Linked DNA regions of Homo sapiens: region 2 is linked to region 1. A link is a contact called in ENCODE Hi-C or POLR2A ChIA-PET data. All regions are on one chromosome and are shown on one strand. The core of a region is the stretch at or near the end of the contact, and the rest is flanking DNA. Distances in the headings are between cores, read along the strand shown.

What was found. Hi-C counts contacts between places; a loop is a spot of excess contacts on that map. ChIA-PET counts read pairs that join two places held with the same protein, here RNA polymerase II (POLR2A). Pooled maps may share reads with other maps.
Region 2: a map of ascending aorta shows a loop between it and region 1 (5-fold over the local background). The contact joins the promoter of ARHGEF1 here to the promoter of DMAC2 in region 1. A Hi-C loop is called at or near these places in 1 of 168 maps with a recorded cell type or tissue (ascending aorta) and 5 of 50 pooled maps. POLR2A ChIA-PET finds 5 or more read pairs at or near these places in 2 of 52 experiments (WTC11 and activated CD4-positive, alpha-beta T cell).

The regions. Positions count from the first base shown.
Region 1 is chr19:41,438,349-41,441,313 of GRCh38, reverse strand. It overlaps DMAC2 (distal membrane arm assembly component 2), which reads left to right and starts at 1,402. Exons shown (of 6, transcript NM_018035.3): 1 at 1,402-1,432; 2 at 2,900-2,965. The coding sequence starts at 1,415. RefSeq lists an enhancer at 1,498-1,667.
Region 2 is chr19:41,881,934-41,884,898 of GRCh38, reverse strand. It overlaps ARHGEF1 (Rho guanine nucleotide exchange factor 1), which reads right to left and starts at 1,715. Exons shown (of 29, transcript NM_004706.4): 1 at 1,610-1,715. RefSeq lists an enhancer at 431-640 and silencers at 507-656, 1,521-2,030.

The DNA of each region.
Region 1 (2,965 bases), core at 153-2,652:
TCCTCCACGAAACCAGTCCCTGGTAACAAAACGGTTAGGGACCGCTGCTCTAAGGTACATTCTCCACCTGGCAGAAATAATCTTTACAAAATGTAAATCCGATTTTGACACTCCCTTCTTCCCACTGTGAATAGAATAAAACCCTACCAGGCCTGCACCGTCAGCCCCTGCCCACCTCTCAACCCAGTCTCCTATCTCTGTCTGCAAGCTGGTTCCCACCTCAAGGCCTCTCTGCTCTAGAGGCTACCTCTCCCTGCAGCGCTTTTCCCCTAGATCTTTGAATGGCTCTTTCCTTATCATTCACTTCTACTTCAATGTCACCTCTTCAGAGAGGCCTTTGCTGATGGCCCTACACCCAGTCACTTTTTTTTATCTGCTTCTCATCAAAATTGCCTTGCTGATTCCTTTGTTTCTTATTCATCCTCTCCCACATCCATCCTCTCCCAGCCCAGAATGTTGACTTCCTGAGAGAGGGACTGGGTCTGTCCTGCTCACCATGGTAACCTCGGCATCTAGAACAGTGCCTGCCATCACGTGGTAGGTGCTCAGTAAATATTCTTGGAACTAATGAATGAATAATTCTATCCACAAGACTTCACAATGGCTCTTCATGCTGCGATCTAGCTTTCAACTCCAAACTGGTCTTGAGATCTCACCTCAGTCTCTAACCTTGACATCTAACCTCTTCACCCACTCTCTTACCTGACCCTAATTTTTAAAAATGACGTGGTCAGCTTTTCAGCCCCCTCATTCCCTGTTTTTAGGAGGTAGTGAGTGGAAGCTGGAAGAATAAGAAAGCTTGGGGAGACTGCAATTGCAGTCAGGAAAGAAAGGTACTCTGCCGGGAAGAACACCCCATCTTCTCCTAGGGAAAGATTGTGGAGTCCTGGGGTTTGTTTTGTTTTTCAATTTTTTGTTTTAAGAGACAGCGTCTCGCTCTGTCACCCAGGCTGGAGTGCAGTGGCGCAATCACAGCTCACTGCAACTTCGACCTCCCCGGCTCAAGTGATCCCCCCGCCTCAGCCTCGTGAGTAGCTGGGACCACAGGCGTGCACCACCACGCCCGGCTAACATTTTATTTTTTGTGGATATAAGGTTGCCCTATTTCTTTGTGGAGATAAAGGCTCCCCTATGTTGCCCAGGCTGGTCTCGAACTCCTGGCTTCAAGCGATGCTTTCGCCTCGGCCTCCACAAAGTGCTGGGTTCACAGGTGCGTGAGCCCGACCTGTGTCTCGTTTTGAAGCTCAGGGAGAGGGCGCTGTGAGCAATCCCTAAACCCTTTAAGAGTAAAAAGTGCGTGCACCTTTAAGAGGACGGTTAGAAAACGCGGGGCGTGGCCACAGGAGAATAAGTTCGCGCTGAACCAGGAGCGTGGGATAAGACCGGCCCCTTCCGGTTACGAAACCTTAGCAAGATGGCGGCTCCCTGGGCGGTAAGTGACCGGAGTTCCTAGAGCCCCAAATTTGAAGTCCGCTCTACAGCCTCCGCATTCAGGGCCTCTGTTGGCGGCCACGAGAGCAGAAAGCCGTGAGGCAGCAGGCTAAGCCTGGCAAGCCCCGTACTGGGAGTGCAAACCTGTGGCTAGTGGGGGCCAGGAAGGATCTGTGAGGGTCGCAGGCGGAGGAGACGCTTTAGCGAGCGAGAGGAGGCAGGGACTTGGCTGAGAGTATCCAATGGGGATGAGGGAGTGGCTGCCGAAGAGCGACGCGACTAACCAATCAGAGGGAGGGATGACACAAGGAGCTAATGGACAGGCAAGGGTGGGGCCTGTAGGATAAGAGAGCTTGGAAGGGATTGTTCGAGGATGTGGGATTTGGTCTTAGAAGACCGAAGGATGAATGTAAGGAAAGTTAGTGGGAGATTGACGAATTTTTACAGAAAACTCAAAAGCATGATGGGTGGGGGAACCAAGAGGTCAATTTGGAGGTTCTAAGGGCATGATCTGGGTGAAATTAAGAGGAGAATTTGAGATATTCTTTCAGAGGATTTAAAATCAAGGAATGAATTTAGGGAAAATTAAAGAGGTTGGCAGCTTTAAACTTTTGAGGAAAATAAGGGTTTGGGTAAAATTATCGAGATAATTTGAAAAAAAAAAAGAATTTGGTTAAAGCAAAGAGAAATTGGGGTAGATTAAGAGGAGACCTTGAAAGCAAAATTGAAGAGTTTGGGGGCTTCTTCCCATTGGCCACACCCCTCGACTTTCTTACTCTCCTCTTCAAAGCTCATGCTTTTTATACCCTTCTCGGTTCAGGGGTGTCCAATCTTTTGGCTTCCCTGGGCCACGCTGTTCGAAGAAGAAGAATTGTCTTGGGCCACACATAAAATACACTAACCATAACTGATGAGCCAAAAAAAAAAAAAAAAAAATCACAAAAATATCCTCCTAATGTTTTAAGAAAGTTTGCATGTTTGTGTTGGGCTGCATGCAGGCGGCGGGTTGGACAAGCTTGGTTGGTTTTAGGGATTGCTCAGAGCACCCTCTCCTTGAGGTTTGGAGATAAGTTTTTAAGATTATATTCTGGGGAAAGAAAGAAGTCATTTGGGAAGACCCCAGCAGAAGAATTGGGTAATTAAGGGGCAAATCTGTGGAAAATTAAGAGGTCAAATAATGCAGGTTTTGAGTGATAAGGGTTTGGGGGAAAGTTAGAGGAAGAATTTAGGAAAATCAACAATATATGGCTAGTCGAGAAAATTTAGGGTTCACTAAGGGGAGGAGGAACTTGGAAAAAACATGGGGAAATTTTTGGAATCTCAAAGACAGTTTTGAAGTTTTGAAGGAAGAACTTAGGGTGAGTTGGGAAGCAGAGGGATTGAGGTTCATGGAGCAAGAACTGGGGGATCCAGCTCTGTGTCTCCCAGGAGGCTCCAGGCTCAGCTCCTTTCCTCTCCCCCTCCCCAGTCCCTGCGCCTGGTCGCCCCCATGTGGAATGGGCGTATCAGGGGCATCCATCGCCTGGGTGCGGCA
Region 2 (2,965 bases), core at 466-2,965, 440 kb before region 1:
TAAAGGATCCAGGGATCATACAGGATCATGATTCTATAGGGACAGCTGCCAGTCTGTGGAACCTCTGGAGACTTAAAAGGGACTCAGAATTCCATAGGGGTGCGTGGTGGGTCCCGAGACCCATGGTCTATAGAGCCCCGGATTCTAGGGGATGCCACTGGTCTATGAGGACCCCACGTCTATAAGAAGCCAGTTCTCCATGGGGGGCTGGCAGGAACCTGGAGGGTCTGTAAGACTTTATACGGAATGAGGCGGGTCTACACGAGACCCAAATCTTACATGGACGTGGCGGGTCTTACGCGGGCCCTAAATCCTACGGGGGACGTGGCAGTGTGCACGGCCAGGGATGCCGGGGAGGACGTGCAGAGTCAGGGTCTGACACCCGCTGGGGACCGCGTCCCTCACCTGCTCCAGGTGGAAAGAGAAGCCATCGCCGCCACCGGAACCGAAGCCTCCGCGCTCGGGCTCCGCACTCTCCCCACCCCTGCCGCCGCGTCGCTCTAGCCGCCCTGAGTCCACCTTTGCGCCCAGCTCCACTCCTCCTGCCAGCCGCTCTAGCCCGGCTCCTGCCGGGCTCCGGCCCCGACGACTCTACTCCTCCCGCCGGCCGCTCTAGCGCTGTACTGCGCCACGCAGGCCAGATAGGGCCGCTCTGGCCTGTCTTGGAGGGCCAGCGTTTCCGTATCTCGACTGCCCCCGTCACTCCCCGGGCCCCGCCCCGCGCCCGGAGGTGCAGATGGGTCCAACTCCTCCCGAGTTCGATCGGAGATCTCCTAGTCACCCCAGCGCTGAGCACTCGGACGGCGGACTGGGGCTCCCCGTCCTATTAGTCTCCCCACTTAGGGGACCCGCTGAATTTCCAATCCTCGTACATCAATCCCCTCCGTCTCCCACCCCCAGCCCCTTCCTTTGGAACCGGAAAAGCAATAGTCTTGAGTTCCAGCACAACTTTCCCTCTGACATGCAGTGTAATCTGCAAAAAGTAATGACTTCTCTGTAGACCTCAGTCTTCCCATCCGTACAATGGGAGAAGGCCTCCAGCTCTCTCCCTACACCTGTCTCTCACGGTATAATTAATGACCTAGAAAAGAGCTTTCCGAAAACTCTTTCAAATGCACTCTGCAACTTTCAGCTTCACAGCGACCCTCGTCGTTGTTGTTATTGTTGTTTTTCATTTTTAGGTGGCCCTAAAGCATGCGGGGGTTGGAGGATGGCGCTTTGCGGAAAGCACGTGCGAGTTCAAATCCCAACTCCACACTTTCTCACGATGTGCGTTCCCTGGGACGAGTCGGTTTGGCTCCCCGGGCCTCGGTTTCCCCACCCGTACAATGGTAGTGATCGTCCGTTCTCCACTGAGCAGGTGGGAGGCCTTGGCCCCGGCCTCGCACCGTTCGTCCCCACCTATGGGGCACTCGTCAAGTGTGAGTTCTCCCCTCTTTGCTCCCTTTGACAGATGGGAAAACTGAGGCCCAAGGAGGGGCGGCCGCTGGTTCCGTGGGGTCCGAAGGGGGCCCCTCCGCTGCCGGCAGCGCCCCAGCCCCTCCCTCCTCCTCCCCACTTCCCCCAACAGCCGAGGGGAGGAGGCCGGGCGGGGCCGGGGACCGAGTACCTGGTGTCCGCGCGGAGGTGACCGGCGGGGCGCCCGAGGTCGGGCTCGGCGATCCCGGGCCCTGGGTCCCGGCTCCCGCTTCCTGGCTCTGGCGGGGCAGGAAGTCGGGGCGTTTTTCCGGAGGCCCCCGCCCCGCCGCCCCTCCCCGCTTCCTGCCCGCGCCCCGCGCCCGCCCGGCACCTCCGCTTCCTTCCCCTTCTCGCCGCTTGCCCGCCCCTCCTTTCCCCGCTGCGCCCGGGTCCCTGCGGGCACCGGCCCCCGCCCCGGCCGCGCCCGAGCTCTCCCCGGCTTTGTCCATCGGTCCGTCCGCCGGGCGCGGGCTCCGCGGGACTCGCATCTCCCGGCTGGGGTCACCTCCCCGGAGGTGCTGGGGGGCAAGCCCTGCTCCCCGTGCGCCCTAGACCGAGCCACGACCTCCCCGGCTTTCCGCGTCTGTGGTTCTCATGGTCTTGCGCCCTTCCTTCGCCTCTGTGGGTGTGCTCCCGCCTGCGTCTGCATCCCCTTCTCTGTCCCTCTGTCTTTCTCTACTGGGGTCTTTCCCTCCTTGGCCTCCACCTCTCCTCTCTGTCCCTCCATCACTTTCTCCCCGAAAGCCCTTCTCTACCCTCTCCAGCTCTCTCTGTATCTTTCTGCATCTCCGTCTCAGTCTCTGTCATTTCCCCAGCTGTTGCTGTGCCTGGGCCTCTTCGTGCCCATTTTCGGTTGCCCCTTCTCCCTTCTGTCTCTTCCTTTCCTTCTCGCTCTCTCTCTGTCCCTTTCTCTCCACGTCCCTGTCTCTCTCCCGGATTCCCAGGGTCTCATCATCTCTTCCTTCCCTTGCTCGTCCCCTTCATGATCCCTGGGTCTCAGCCTCTCTCCTCTCCCTTTCTCAGGAAATCCGTGTCTCTGTGCCTCTCTGTCATTGCCCCGGGATCTCCCTGCTATCCCCAGGTTAGGACCACAGACCCTCCAAAATGCCCCTTCTGTAAGTCAACGCATCGGGAAAAGGCTGCAGTCTGAATTCTGTACTAGCCCCAATCCACAAGATAGTCCCTGTGTTTCCAAGGCTTAAATACGCATAAAGTGGCTCATGCCTGTAATCCCAGCACTTTGGGAGGCCGAAGCATGGTGGATCACTTGAGGTCAGGAGTTCGAGACCAGCCCGGCCAACATGGCGAAACCCTGTCTCTACTAAAACAAAAATTAGCTGGGTGTGGTAGCACATGCCTGTCATCCCAGCTACTCGGGAGCCTGAGGTACAAGAATCGCTTGAGGTGGAGGTTGAAGTGGGCTGAGATTGCGCCACTGCACTCCAGCCTGGGCGACAGAGTCAGACTCTGCCTCAAAAAAAAAAAAAAAAAAAAAAAAAGCGGCCGG